2 separate regions of the Mus musculus genome follow, and region 1 is linked to region 2. Evidence: chromatin loops called from intact Hi-C (ENCODE). Cell type or tissue: heart. All regions are shown on one strand. Links, peaks and the distances in the headings refer to the core of each region. The heading gives the core; the rest is flanking DNA. Region 1 overlaps Lipc (lipase, hepatic). Region 2 overlaps Lipc (lipase, hepatic).

The links. Peaks named below come from ENCODE experiments on the same cell type or tissue, not always from the same donor. Only the 100,000 strongest peaks of a DNase experiment are listed, where the experiment ranks them.
Region 1: it touches region 2 in a loop (3-fold over the local background); 4 of 42 quality-filtered maps call a loop at or near these places.

What each region holds. Positions count from the first base shown.
Region 1 is chr9:70,839,582-70,842,494 of GRCm38, forward strand. The region is part of intron 1 of Lipc (lipase, hepatic); the gene reads right to left. Among named protein-coding and RNA genes, the nearest start is that of Gm32017, 73 kb to the right of the region's middle. In heart, for the core only: no CTCF peak of the experiment used is centred there; a DNase peak (open chromatin) is centred at 1,600; H3K4me3 peaks cover 504 bases; H3K27ac peaks cover 2,244 bases.
Region 2 is chr9:70,890,346-70,893,258 of GRCm38, forward strand. The region is part of intron 1 of Lipc (lipase, hepatic); the gene reads right to left. Among named protein-coding and RNA genes, the nearest start is that of Gm32017, 22 kb to the right of the region's middle. In heart, for the core only: no CTCF peak of the experiment used is centred there; a DNase peak (open chromatin) is centred at 1,296; H3K27ac peaks cover 1,823 bases.

The DNA of each region.
Region 1 (2,913 bases), core at 278-2,777, 51 kb before region 2:
GACTAAAGGCATGCACCACCACACGTAGCTTTATTTTACACATTTCAATTACATTAAAAAATTTTGTCTTTATGAAGTCTTTTCTGATTCCAAACTGTCTCTGGAACTATCAATAGGGGTAATGTGGAATAAGGGTCTTTGCAGCTGTGTGGATTTGGGGCTGTGCTAAGTGACTTTAACATGGCTGCCTGCTGGCCAGAGAGAAGTTTTAAGAAGGAAGCTGCTTTAGGGGACCAATACCAGGCGGAGACTCTCAGACACAATGTCTTCAGTGCAAACTGCCCCAGTCTCTGCATTCCTTTATTTAGCATTTCTGGGTTTGGGAAGAAGTTCTGTCTATGGGCAGCTTTCTTTGTGCCCCTGTCCTGAAGAGCTTCTTGAAACCCTTGGTGTCCATGTGATGTTCCAGGATGACAGGAGACACATGGTCTGCTGTTCTGAACCCACTCCCCTTCTGCTGTGTTCTCTTCCCCTAGGCGTGATGGCTCAATATTTTCTGTGCAAATACATGCCATCTACTGAGGGTCTTTTGGTTAAAATCCATGGAATAAATAGGACGAGAGCCCTTGAAAGCCATGCCTTAGGTGGCCAGGAAATAATTGGTTAAACGGTCAAATGCAGTGGCTTGCAATGACTGGGTTTAGTGCCCATGCCCAAGAGCCTGTGCAAATCGTCTAGGGTCTGCTGTGGGAATGAGGAGGGGACACAGGAGTGAGAGGGCAGGTTCCCAAACTGCACACATGGTCAACCCAAGTGTTATTGACTTTGCATTCTAGTATTTTCTGCCAGAGAGTCTGCTTGTAGAAAGGCTTCCATGGCCAATATAGGTTCAAACGCACAACTCTACACACAGATACTCCCCTTAAATAAATAAAATATGATAAACCAAAGCAGGTGGAGTAAGATGACTCGGGTGCCTGCTCCCAAGCCTGATCCTGAATTTGATCCCTGGGACATCCATGGTGGAAGGAGAAAACAAACTCTTACAAGTTGTACCCTGACCCCCCCCCACCCCCCCACAAAAGCACTGTGTGGTACACGCATCATCCACCCCTGAAAAAAAAAAGTGAAACAAACAAAACCCACAGCCTGCCCTGAACAGGGATGTGCAAAGGTGAAACACACGTCTACCAACTCTGTTAGGGGATGCTGGAGCTAGAATCCATACTCCTGCTTGTTTGTTTCAGAATCAACCAGTTTCTAAAGAGAAGAATAAAAGAGATCAAGGGGCTAGCGACGGTGAAGACAGCATGAAGTCTATCTGCTCTGTGTCACTGAGGTGAGAGAGAGAGAGAGAGAGAGAGAACTTCAGATGTAAAGAAATGCATACTGGGAGCAAATGCTGCCGTGCCAAGAATAACTCAGGAGGAGACAGTGCAATCCCCCAGTCTCCAGTAAAATGAACTGTGTAATCAACACTGCTGTACTCTGTAAATATTCTATCCACTGATAAAGAACTCGGCAAATAGAGGTGGCGCCTGAGCACGGCTCCCAAAGCCAGAGAAAGTAGAGGAGAGAGAGGCTAATGGCTGTCAGGCCTGTCTCAGTGCCTGGGGCAACAGAGGAGCCTACGTTAAGACATCCTGTGCCTCACACAGACACTGTGTCCTGTGTCTGGCAGTGTCTGTGGTTCCTTTAAGTACAGCGCTATTTGTACTCACTGTGCACTTCCTGTCTGGACTGCCCTGGTCATCTAGCCTCTTAGAAAAATTCTGACTTAGCCAGAATCACCTGCAGGGCTGGAATCCACACCCACTTGGTTCCAGAGTCAACATTCATTTTTAAGGGGATAGAGCTTATTTATAGAAACATACAGGAAGGTATGACCATCCTAAATGTATAGCTCTGTGGATTTCTACCCATTCACAAGCCTCCTTCAGGATCGCGACAGAGGTCTCCATACCCAGAGGATGCCCTCAGTCGTCTCTAGCAATACCAGCACCCAAAACCACCACTTCCTCCTATCAATGGGAATGTGTTTCTTCTGTTCTTCAACTTTGTGTCAATAGAGTCACACAGTAGGTCTTTTGTGTCTGGCTGTTTTACCCAACACCTTGTGATGCTCATGTAAGATGTTGTATGTATACAGCCTGAACCTTGCCGCATTGGTGAGTCCTAGGCTGCCTTCCGGCACCAACACCTTCAGAGTGGCTAGGGTGGGGCGGTGGGTGCAGCAGTCATAGATGGAGCAGGCTGAGAGATGGGCTGAAAAGAGAGGGCTTTTTAGATCATGGCCTGGGCTTTACATTTCTTCCTTTCCTGCTGCTGAGTTCCCTGGGCCCAGACTGGTGGCAAAAAGACAAGTTCCTTTTCTGACTTTGTTCCTTTGTACAACAGAGCCAACCTCTTCACTGTGCTCTCTCAGATTCCTGGACAGCATTCTCTGGAATCAACCTTCCTATGCCTGGCAGTGAGGTTCCTTTAACGACTCACTTCCTGTCTGCTCTGCCCCATCATTAACCTCCAAATGAACTAGAATCATCTCCAGAACAGGAGCTCACACTCAAACCAGTTTCACCCAGATGGGGGCGTTTGTTTCTTCCTTACTATCCTGGTTGCTTTCATAGCATTATCTGAGGACTTAAAAATTAATATTATTATTTTGGAGACAGGGTTTTGAGTTTCTCAGTCTGGCTTCAAACTTGCTATATAGCAGAAGGTAACCATCAACTTCTAATCCTCCTGCATCTATCTACCTTAGAGTGTTGGATTACAGGTTTGCAAGAACACGCCCTATTTATACAGCGCTGGAGCTAGAGCCCAGTGCTTTGTTCATGCTAGGCAAGCACTCTACCCACTGAGCCACATGCCAGCTATTTCTGGAAGTACTTTTCAGTTGTTAAACACTTAGGGGTGGGGGCATGTGGAGTGCTATTTGCTTCTAGTGGGCAGAGGTCTGAGGTCATGCTAAGA
Region 2 (2,913 bases), core at 175-2,674:
CCCTCTAGATCTTACTGGGCCTTGAAGTACTCTGTCCTTGCTGTAATGTCACTGTGTGTGGCAGAAATCTGCGTGCCTTTTGTTTTTTCTGTCTCCTGTCAGTTTACTTCAGAGACACAGTTATCAGAGCTTCAGAGGGCAGAAACATTAGCCCTTCCTTGCAGAGTCAAAGGAGCTGGATTTGGGCTCAAGGTAAAGGTATCTTTGCTTTGTCAACAAAATGCCTGCGCTGAGGGTGGTAGAAGCCAATCAGGAGCCACATGAAACCTTCGCTGTCCTCAATGGCTGGATCCTTCTAGTGGAACTGCCCCCTCTCCCTCCACCCATGGTTCTTGGTCTCCTGCTTCAGCCTCTGACAATTCCAGCAGACACAGGCTCACTTGCTGTATCTGCATTTCAGCTTGTCTTATGGAGAAGCAACCTGTGAGGGCTGACCAGTCACTAATAAAAACCAGCAAGTTCTTTTACCAGATTGACTTCAAACAAGACAAGACAAAGAATGCAAAACCTGGGGCTCAGGCGTAGAGAACATTCGCTCTCCAATCGTGAGGATCCCAGCTCCCACATAACAGGCTGGCTGTCCTTGCTAACAGCAGTAACCCCAGCTCCAGTGCAGGGAGGAGACAAGAGGATAACTCGGCTGGCTGGCTTCCAGATTGGCAGGAAAACTTCAAGTGTCTGGTTCAGGGAGAGACTCTGCCTCGAAGGAATGGGGGGAACTGACTCTTAACTCTCTTTTGACCTCCATGTATACGTATCTGCATACATAGATGGGCGCACATAGGTGAATACACACACACACACACACACACACACACACACACACACACACACACAAGTAAATAAATCTATCTTTTAAAAAGACTTTAAATTGGAACAAAAAGACTGTAAAATCCCTGTAACCTGCCTGGAAAGTTGAAGTGAATGGGCTTGACCTTCACGGTTGAGGACAGTCAGGCCTTTTGATCTTGTTGGAGCTGTTAGGTCTGTTAGACTTCGAGTAAGGTCAAGGAATCTAGGGTAGAGTCTGGTCTTTGTCTCTTAGCAGCTGTGTGGCCTTGGACAAACCACTCGACCCTACAGGTTCCCTTTCCTTCTCCTTGTCCTTGAAAGGCTAGCATGAGATAATGGCATGTAGCCACTACACAGGAAACGTTAGCCAAAACTGTAGCTGGACCAGCTGATGTGAAAAAACTATTATCTGGATATCTGGAACAGTCTCTTCCCCTCCCACCTCCCTGCTGCGTCTTCTGAGGCTGTCCTCAGACACTTCCCCTGGAGCGCTGTCTGTGGGTTGTCATTTTGTCTGCTCGCCTGGCTAATGGCACAGGAAGTGGGTGGGTAATGGGTCTCTCTGTTGTTCCACTGGCCTCCCCGTGAATCTAACTGTTTTGCTTTTCCTCACCGTGGGGGCTTCTCACACCCTCTAATGACTGTTTTTCTTTCAGAACTGGCATATTTTTAGATAAAGCATTTCCTGAAGCTCCTTTCTGGTTCCCTGGCACATCTTTGACTTCTCTTCCGTTTCCCCCTGCCTTTCTCTGGCTGTGAAATCACCCCAGCAGCATGAGTGCAGGAAACAGAAGCACAGGTCTCACACCTTCCTGGGTCTGAGCCAATCAGCCCTCAGGGGCCAGGCCTGATCAGGGTGGTCCATGAAGAAGATCCTTCTGTTTGCTCCCCTTTCTGCCTTCCTCAGTTGTCTAGCTCAGACAGAGAGGTAGTTTCAAAGTCACCTGAAACATGCACACTGTAGCCAAAACCACACTGAAAACTACGCCCTGGTACTCAAACATACCTGGGTTTGAATCATGGCTTCTCCAAGACAAAGCTTAATATTGACCATCCATTTGATAGGATGTAGAATCGCCTGGGAGACACACCTAGCAGACACGTCTTGAAGTGGGGAGACCCACCCTAAACGAGGGTAGCACCATCCCATGAGATGGGATTCTGGACTGAAAAACAGGAGTGCTGAGCACCATCGCTTATCCTTGGGGCTTCCTGACTGTGGATGCCACGTAACCATCTGCTTTCTACTCCTGCCTCCCTTACCTTCTAGTCATGAACTTGAACCCTCAGCTGGGAGCCACAGTAAACCCTTCCTCTCCTAAGCTGCTCTTCTCATATAGTTTGTCAAACGACAAGAAGAGTTACAATTACACCCATCGACTAGTAAGTAACTAAAAGGCTTTAAACCTCCGTTTCTTTCATTGTAAACCTCATAGGACTGTTGTAACAAGGACAGGAAATACATTAATAAGCTAAAAGGTAAATGCATTAAATGGAACAAACAAATAACAGAACCCTGTGTCTGGCACTCAACTGTCCTGATTTTTAGAATTTAAGTCATCGTAAGGATCTATTTATATTTTCAATGTATGGCTGTTGTACATCTCACCTCTAAGTTAGATGTCTTCAGTAAAGGACTAAAGGCTGGGGTGTGTGCTGAGTGGGGCCTTATCTTTAGGGTTCAAACTGCTCAAAAGCACTGTAGTAGCAAGCCAGGAAGCTTGACGTTTGCTGGGGAGTCTTGGCTCAGCCAGGCGTCCATGTTCTCGACCTCTCTGTTTTGGAAAGAGTTTTTGGGGAGAGCTTGCTCCTCCTCCTCCCGTTCCTGCTCCCCCCCAGGACCCCCCTTCTCACTGATCAGAATCTACTGGTCCCACTTTTCCTAGAGGGCAAGGCCACCTCCTCCACGGAGTCTTTCAAAGGTCTTTACTCTGGGCTTTAAGTGGACAAGGACTCTAGGAACAGTTCTGGAAGCCCCCCATTGCCTTCTCTGTCCATCTCCTTGGTGAATGGCAAATGAGGCAGCCCCAACAGCCCAGTCTGTCTCCCTGGGCCAGTAGGGGTGCCATTTTCTGGAAATCAACATGATCTTTAGTTTAAATGGTTTGGAAGGCTGGATAC